2 separate regions of the Homo sapiens genome follow, and region 2 is linked to region 1. A link is a loop called in an ENCODE intact Hi-C map of the cell type or tissue named here. Cell type or tissue: B cell. All regions are shown on one strand. Each heading gives the region's core, and the rest is flanking DNA. Links, peaks and the distances in the headings are about the cores only.

Region 1 (2,500 bases), core at 1-2,500:
GCATATAACAGGGGGCCTAATACCCAGGATGCAGCATATAACACAGGGCCTAATACCCACGATGCAGCATATAACACGGGGCCTAATACCCAGGATGCAGCATATAACACGGGGCCTAATATCCAGGATGCAGCATATGACACGGGGCCTAATATCCAGGATGCAGCATATGACAGGGGGCCTAATATCCAGGATGCAGCATATGACACGGGGCCTAAAATCCAGGATGCAGCATATGACACGGGGCCTAATATCCAGGATGCAGCATATGACACGGGGCCTAATATCCAGGATGCAGCATATGACACGGGGCCTAATATCCAGGATGCAGCATATAACACGGGGCCTGATATCCAGGATGTGCTCCATCAACAGCACTTCTTCTTTTCTCCCTCCATTTCGCATCTTTCCATTAACATCCATCTGAGCTCTTCTACTTCTCCCTCTTCACTTTGTTTTTACTATATTTTTCTAATAAAATTAATGTAAGTTTTTTGTTTAAAAAAAAAGGAGGGGAGAATAAGAAAATTAAAACCACTCATAATGCCACCATAAATAAGTAGCTGTTAATATTTATTTTTCTAAGAGCATGTGTATATACATGCATACCTATTGATATTTTGAACAAAACTGGTCCCATTCTATAGGTAAAGTTTTATATCCTGCTTTTTCCCCTGACCTTTTTTCCAGGTCATTAAAAAATTCAGCAACCTGATTTTCTAATATTCTGCTTCTCAGGCAAATTGTGATTTATTTTCCTATTCTCCTATTATTGTATATTTAAGTTATTTTCAGAATTTTGACACTTTAATTACTACTGGAATGAATATTCTTATTCATAAACCATAACCTGCCTCTCACATTGTTTCTGGAAGATAGATTCATTCTCTAGATTCCTGAACAGAGGGATATATAAATATTTTCAAGGCTTTTAACAGGTTACCAAACTGTTTTCCAAAAGGTTATATCAGAAAGACAAGTTATTCTGAATACAAGAGAGTGACTGTCTGCCCTAAACCGTATCACCAGGCTCTTCCTCAGCACTGAGCGTTATCATTGTGACACAGTATCTGCCACATTTTGGCAGAATGTGGCCTTTCCTGGTGTTGGCTCCACTCACCTTAAGAGTGCTAGCTGTCTCACCAGCCGCTCTCTCTGCATGTTGTTGGCTGTGACTTCCCCTGACACAAACAGGTTTATTTTGGCAGAGTTCCCACTTCCTGCTTGTTTAGATTATGTCCTCAAGTGATACCAAAAAAGAGGAAGTGAGATTAAACACCCTTTCCTCTGTCCGAGAGTCACTGGGGTGTGCCTGACACCATATCGATGACTGCCACTGTGGCCGAGGCTCGCCTGAGGGCAACGTGGGGCTTCCTGCTTTGCACTTCAGCTCAGCAGAGAGGCCGTGCCAGAACCCTTGGGAGGAAACACTGACATTCGCTGGTTTTCTTTTCCTTCAAATCCACTAGCTTTGTGAATTAAATATTGATGCTGAGGTGTATTTGGGAGGGAAGCAAATCCTAAGGCAGATTCACATTTCTGAGACCAAAGAAAGGCACTGGAATGTATCGGTGTAACTTTAAAACACTGAGAATGCCTTGGTAATAGGAACTTTTTGGCTTCAATAAGAAAATCCTGTTTTCTCTTTAGGACAGGAACTCTGAAAATCATGTGCTGCAGAACGGAACTCAGCAATTCTCCCTCTCATCACCAGATCCAGACTTAAGAGCTTCTGGGACAAACTTACCATTTTCTTGTTGTCCTGCTTGTTAATGCTGACCACAGACTCCTTTATTACAATGTGAGTGATTTCAGGGAAGTAAGAAAAATTGTTCCACTCTTCCCGGATCTTGTTTTTCTCCTCATCCTTCTTGTGTTTATTTTCCAGTTTTTTCCGCTTCAGTTTATTTTTTTCCTTTTCAACAGAAACAACCTGATAAGATACATAAAAGGGACAGGGTTAAGTTGCTTTCTTCATTTTCTATTGGTAAAAGGTCAGTGCTGCTGGGAAACCTATGCAGGGCCTAGGTCCAAGGAAGAGAAAGCCAGCTCTTCTGGACTTGCAGGATTGGGGGAGTTGGCACCTGCAGGGTTAGGACCAAAGAACTGGGTTGTATCAGGGAATCCTGGGCTTTCATATCTGGAAGAGACCTTAATGAGCACACTGTCTAAACTATATAATACGCAATGTGCACGGAAACTCAGAAAGGGAAATCACTGCTCACTAGACATGCATCTACATTCAGGTCTCCTCACTTCCAGACTACTACACATGCTCTGACACAAACAGATAACATACTCTTCCCAGTTACCACTGAGCTGAACATGAGCTTTCTCCTATCACCAATCGTCTTGACTTTGTAACAGTACTCAAGTCGGGATTTTCCAGAGAAGACACGAATTTCATGCTTGAAATAATCTACACACTGAATAATATATATCTGCACAAGTGAAAATATTTTGTGTCGCATGAGCCCTGGAGACCAGAGATCTAGGTTAA
Region 2 (6,318 bases), core at 2,037-4,536, 180 kb after region 1:
AAGGGGACCCACTTTTTCAGTTTGCACTGGGCCCCACAAATTATGTAGCCAGTCATGAAAATATTTCACATAACTTTTATGTCAAACCTCCCCATTCCTTTAGACATCTTTGTTTGTTTGTTTTGAGACAAGGTCTCACTCTGTCACCCAGGCTGGAGTGCATTGGCATGATCTTGGCTCACTGCAACCTCCGCCTCCCAGGTTCAAGCAATTCTCATGCCTCAGCCTCCTGAGTAGCTGGGATTACAGGTGCCCACCACCACACCCAGCTAATTTTTGTACTTTTAGTAGAGACGGGTTTTGCCATGTTGGCCACGCTGATCTCAAACTCCTGGCCTCAAGTGATCTGCCCACCTTGGCCTCCCAAAGTGCTGGGATTACAGGCGTGAGCCACCGCACCCAGTCTTGTGTGTGTGTGTGTGTGTGTGTGTTTGTGTGTGTTTGTGTAGAGACAGGATCTCGCTATGCTGCCTAGGTTGGTCTCAAACTCCTGGCCTCAAGCAATCCTCCTGCCTCAGCCTCCCAAAATGCTGGGATTACAGGCTTGAGCCGCCACACCCAGCCAGTACACACACACATACATATTAACCTCATCTGATAGTTTGAGATAATAGATGGGAAAGTGTTTTGAACAGTAAAAGTCCTATGAAAATGCAAGGGGGCCAGGTGTGCCACCACTGCCAACCTAGACATCCTTTTGACCATGCCAGTTGCTCTCTTTGTTCCCACAACTCACTACAGACTCTAGATATGATTGAGTCAGTGTGGAGTATAGAGATAACTCAAACAACCTTGTTATAAAAGTTCCTAGTATGTATGTTTTTAGTAATAGATAATGCTTATCCAATGTTTCCTATATGGCAGGCATTATGTTAAATACATTATATGTGTTATTTAGTCCTCACCACCATCTTTCTAGTTAAGAAACAGATTTATCTTCAGTTTACAGATAAGTAAACTGTGGCTTCGAGAGGTTACATCATTTGTAAGCTACTACAGTCAATAGGTGGCAGAAAGAAACTCAAACCCAGGTTTGACTGACTCTTTTACACTATATTCTACTATGGCTTCTCTCAAATTATTAGAGGTATTCACACTATTTGGGGACACTAAAGGCAACACACATTGAGCTGCGTACCAGTGGTGATCTTACTGTCAATGACTTTTGATCTAGGGTGATTCAGCAGGAAAGGTATTTTTGGATGCTGACTGAGCTTCTCCGACACAGCCATTGCCTTTTCCAGGGTTATGTGTTCTATTTGGTTCCTTCCTGAGGATTCCCCCCATTCCCCTAGGCTTAGCCTCTGTATTAGTTTCCAATAGCTGCTGTAAGAAACTACCACAAACTTAGTGTCTTAAAAACAACACAAGTTGTTTTTAAGGTCAAAAGTCTGAAATGCGAAGAGGCACAGTGGCTTACACCTGTAATCCCAGCACTTTGGGAGGCTGCAGCGGGTGGATCACCTGAGGTCAGGAGTTCAAGACCAGCCTGGCCAACATGGCAAAACCCTGTCTCTACAAAAAATATAAAAATTAGCCAGACATGGTGGTGGGCACCTATAATCCCAGCTACTCGGGAGGCTGAGGCAGGAGAATCCCTTGAAATTAGGAGGTGGAGGTTGTAGTGAGCCAAGATTGCCCCACCACACTCCAGCCTGGGCAACTAGAGCAAGACCCTGTCTCCAAAAAAAAAAAAAAGAAGTCTGAAATTGGGCCTCAAAGGGCTAACATCAAGGTGCTAGCACAGATGCTTTCCTTCTGGAGGCTCTGGAAAGAATCTGTTCCTTGACCTTTCTATCGTCTAGAGGCCACCTGCCTTCTGTGGCTCGAGGCCACTTCACTCCAGCCTGTGCTTCTGTCATCACATCTTCTCCGACTCTCCTGCTTCCCACTTGTAAGAACCCTGTGATTACCCTGACCCACCTGGGTAATCCATAGTAATCTCTCGACCTTACAATCGGGATGAGCAACCTTCATTCCATCTGCAACCAGAATTCCCTCTGGCATTTAACATAACGTGTTCTCAGGTTCCAGGGATCAGAATGTGGACCTTTATTCTACGGACCATTATTCTGTCCACAACAATCTCCCTACTCAGCCCTCACATACACACACATGCCCAGGTCCCCCTGTGCTCTGGATTTCAGGGCCTTCCCCATCCCACTCACCTACCCATAGTGGCGCTCTGGTTTTTCTGTATTCATTCAACAAACATTTATAGAACACCTATTATGTCCTAGGCATTTTGCGAGGGGCAAGGGATACCACGAAAAAAAACATAGTCCTGCTTTGAAGGACCTCACATTTCAGAGGAGCTGACAGAAAAATCATGAAACACAAGAAAACATGGCAAATATTGGGGTGGGGTAAAGGAAGCCCAGGAAGTGAAGTTTTTATATAGGACTTGGGGTCTGGGGAGGGCAGGGATATACAAAGATGTATATCATCGCTCCTGTTGCTATCACAGATCCATCATTTCAATGTAGTGGGTATCATCACGGAAAAAGAGGGCCTGCAATCTGGGCTCAGGATTTCCTGAAATGTCAAGTGCCCAAACTGATGGCAGGCAGAGCTGGACTGCTCAGAGACCACAAAGTGCAGGGACACCAGACCTCCTGAAGGCCTGGCTGTCGCACGGGTCGGAGCAGCCAGCAAGAGCTCCTTATTACCGTGGCGAGGAGACCGCGCCAAGTGGAAAAAGCTATTTACAGTGTTGAAGGGGGAAGGGCTCATCCCAGTGGGTGATTTTCTCATTTCCCCAGGCTGAACCTGACCTAAAACAAACTTTCATTTTCAAAGCTGAAAGGGGAAAACTTGCTACATACACAAAGATGGAGTTTTAGTTCCTCTGCATCTCAAATGTGGAGTCTGAGGAAAGAGCCAGTACCCCGTAAGCACTGGATGTTTTCTGTTTTAGATACTGTATCAGCCCAGGACCCTGGATATGCCTAGCGACCCACCTGTGCTCCAACCTGTGCTCTCTGTGTCGTCTCCTACCTGATGGCCTCTGTGTAACCCTTATCATAGCAAACACAGAAGCGATCATCTGATTCTGTATGTTCCTGTACACAGACATTTCACAGGAACCATGGGGCGCTAGTTTCCAGCTCTGTACTGAACTCTACTGTCTCCTTTCAGAAACACAAGCAAATACTTATACTATATATACATACAGTTGGTCCTCCCATCTGAAGATTCAACCAGCCATGGATCAAAAATATCTGGGCTGGGCACGGTGGCTCACGCCTGTAATCCCAGCACTTTGGGAGGCCAAGGTGGGTGGATCACCTGAGTTCAGGAGTTCTAGACCAGCCTGGCCAACATGGTAAAACCCCGTCTCTAGCAAAAATACAAAAAATTAGCCAGGCATGTTGGCAGATGCCTATAATCGCAGCTACTACTTGGGAGGCTGAGGCAGGAGAATCACTTGAATCCAGGAGGCGGAGGTTGCAGTGAGCAGAGATCTCACCACTGCACTCCAGCCTGGGCAAGAAGAGCAAAACTCTGTCTCAAAACAAAACAAAACAAAACAAAAAAATCTGGAAAAGAAAAACAAAACAAAAAAACCCTCAAAACAGAAAACACTATAAGAATAAAAAATAACGAATTTTAAAGCAGTACAGTATAACAACTATTTACATAGCATTTACATTGTATTAGGTATTAGAGGCAGTCTAGAGATGATTGAAAGTATACGAGAGGATGTGCATGGGGTAAATGCAAATATTATCCCGTTTATTATCAGGAACTTCAGCTTCCATAGATTTTGCTACCTGAGGGAATCCTGAACCAATCTCCCTCAGATACTGAAGGACAACTGTATATACTTTTCATTTTCTTAGTCTTAGTTATGAAAAACCAGGCACTCTTATTTAACACACACACACACACACACACACACACACAAACACACCCCAGAAATTTCTTTTTACAGTTGCTCATACACAAAAAGCATAGAGAAGACTGAATTCATGTTACATCAGGTGACTTGGTGAAATAACTGGTGTTTCATATAGGGCTTTAGAGTTGGCCGAAGGTTGTCCTGGCCACTGAATTTTCTCCTTATAACAACCTTATGGAATAGCTGTCTTTGATGCGGGTCCAGTAAGTACTAGGTACCTGTCAAATCCAGAGTCCTCTTCTGAGAGCACTGACTCAACGGGGACTTTTCATTTTTTACTATGTTTGATAAAATAACTTCTGTTCTTGGTCTACAGAGAACTAAACTGAGGATGAGTTCAACTCTCTGCTTTTCTGCTTTTAGTCCCTATCTGCTAGGTGGTCATCAGCCTCAGCCAGAACACCTCTATCGCATGGGCATCACCTCCAAGGCAAGCTCCGGCTTCAGTTTGTTCTGACTGATGGCCAGAGAGAGAAGTGTAAAGATTCTCCTAGTGCTTCTGCAAGAGAACCACAGAGAGGAAAACACCTTTCAAGGAGTTTGGTGTGGGCCCATTACAGGTTCTCTATGTTGGAAATGACAAACCAACCCAATCAGATCCTTTCTGCAGGACAATATGAATGACAGGTGGTCTCAGAAAAAGTAGATCATGGAATCTAATGTTTTTCACTCAAAACAGTGCATGAGACCTGCTGTTTATCCCAATCGCAGAAATATGAGGACTTGGAGTTACTCTGTGACTAAAGAAGACATGGTATTGCATCTTTGTAATTAGCCTCCATTAATAAGGGGAATATAATATAAAGTCCTAATTTTTATGCCTATTCTAAAGGTGAGGAGATGGAGTCTCAGAGATATGAAGTAATCCACAAGGTCTCCTAGCTAGGAAGTGGCACCTACTTTCAATAACCTTGGTTACAGATTTTCATTAATAATAAAACAAACTCAATAGAAAAACTTTTTTAAATGTATAGACTTCAGATAATAAAAACAAAAACCTATACCACAATTTGGATGAATCTCCAGGGAGTTATTCTACATTGAAAAAAAGCCAATTCCAAAATGTTACATAGCATATGATTATATATATATATAGTTTGTTTTTGTTTTTTGTTTTTGAGACAAAGTCTTGCTCTGTTGCCCAGGCTGGACTGGAGTGGCATAATCTTGGCTCACTGCAACCTCTGCCTCCCAGACTCAAGTGATTCTCCCACCTCAGCCTCCTGAGTAGCTGGGACTACAGGCATGCACCACCACACCTGGCTAATTTTTTTTTTTTTTTTTTTTTTTTTGCTTGTTTGTTTGTTTAGATGGAGTCTCCCTCTGTTGCCCAGGCTGGAGTGCAGTGGCACAATCGCAGCTCACTGCAACCTCCGCCTCCTGGAGTCAACAATTCTCCTGCCTCAGCCTCCCAAGTAGCTGGGATTACAGGGGCCCACCACCACACCTGGCTAATTTTTGTATTTTTAATAAAGATAGGGTTTCACCATGTTGGCCAGGCTGGTCTCGAACTCCTGACCTCAAGTGATCCACCCGCCTTGGCCTCCAAAAGTGCTGGGATTACAGACGTGAGTCACCGCACCTGGCTGAATTTTTGTATTTTTTAAGAGATGAGGTTACACTGTGTTGGCCAGGCTGGTCTCAAACTCCTGACCCCAGGTAATCCACCTGCCTCGGCCTCCCAAAATGCTGGGATTACAGGTGTAAACCACTGTGCCCAGCCCTATTTACGTAACATTTTTGAAAGGACATAATTTTAGAAAGCAAGGATAGACTAGTGGTTGGCAAAGGTTAGAGATATGGATGGGGCTGGGTTTGGAGGCTCAGCAGGCTGGGACCCTGAACTGGTGATGTGGAGATGGTTGTTTCTGCTTTTTGGCAAAGTGCAGAGTGAGCTTTAGGTCAGATGTTTTTCAGTGAGCCCATCACAGGAAATCCTTGGCTTTCAGGACAATTTCTGAGCTTATTGTCTACCTTAGAGAAAGTAAATGAAGTTGCAAGTTTTTCAAATGGGTTAGTGTGACATTAGGATTAATACCTACGTACCTGCCTGTAGAAAAAGAATGCTTATGGCAGCTTGGTGCTGTAGAGAGTCAACGTGACTTTTAAGTGAAGGTGAAGATTGATGACAATCTGCAAACCACTGCACCTGTGTGGTGGAAAGTCAGGGTGACCAGATGGCTTGGGAAGTGGAGCCTGAAAGAGTAGTTCCAATTTGGTCTTGTTGTTTTTGCTGAGCTGGTGGCTGTTTGTAGCCAACAGGCCAACGGCAAGGGGAGAGATGTACACGCAGTTTGGGCGGCAGTACAAGAGAGGAGTGAAGCAAAAGAGGACAACTGAGTGCAACAGCAAGATTCATAGCTCCAGCAGGCTGTGTCCTGCTGTCACCCTTGGAGACTGTGATGCCCTGGGCAAGT

The links. Hi-C counts contacts between places; a loop is a spot of excess contacts. Peaks named below come from ENCODE experiments on the same cell type or tissue, not always from the same donor. Only the 100,000 strongest peaks of a DNase experiment are listed, where the experiment ranks them.
Region 2: a loop joins it to region 1, with 11 times the contacts of the local background. A loop is called at or near these places in 11 of 110 quality-filtered maps.

Annotation. Positions count from the first base shown.
Region 1 is chr1:64,863,040-64,865,539 of GRCh38, forward strand. JAK1 (Janus kinase 1) reads right to left here. Exons shown (of 25, transcript NM_002227.4): 8 at 1,748-1,933. Among named protein-coding and RNA genes, the nearest start is that of JAK1, 100 kb to the right of the region's middle. In B cell, for the core only: no CTCF peak of the experiment used is centred there; DNase peaks (open chromatin) are centred at 1,242 and 2,224; H3K4me3 peaks cover 1,122 bases; H3K27ac peaks cover 1,888 bases.
Region 2 is chr1:65,038,533-65,044,850 of GRCh38, forward strand. It overlaps a transcript of JAK1 not described here. Among named protein-coding and RNA genes, the nearest start is that of MIR3671, 16 kb to the right of the region's middle. In B cell, for the core only: a CTCF peak has its summit at 3,154; a DNase peak (open chromatin) is centred at 3,089; H3K4me3 peaks cover 681 bases; H3K27ac peaks cover 1,369 bases.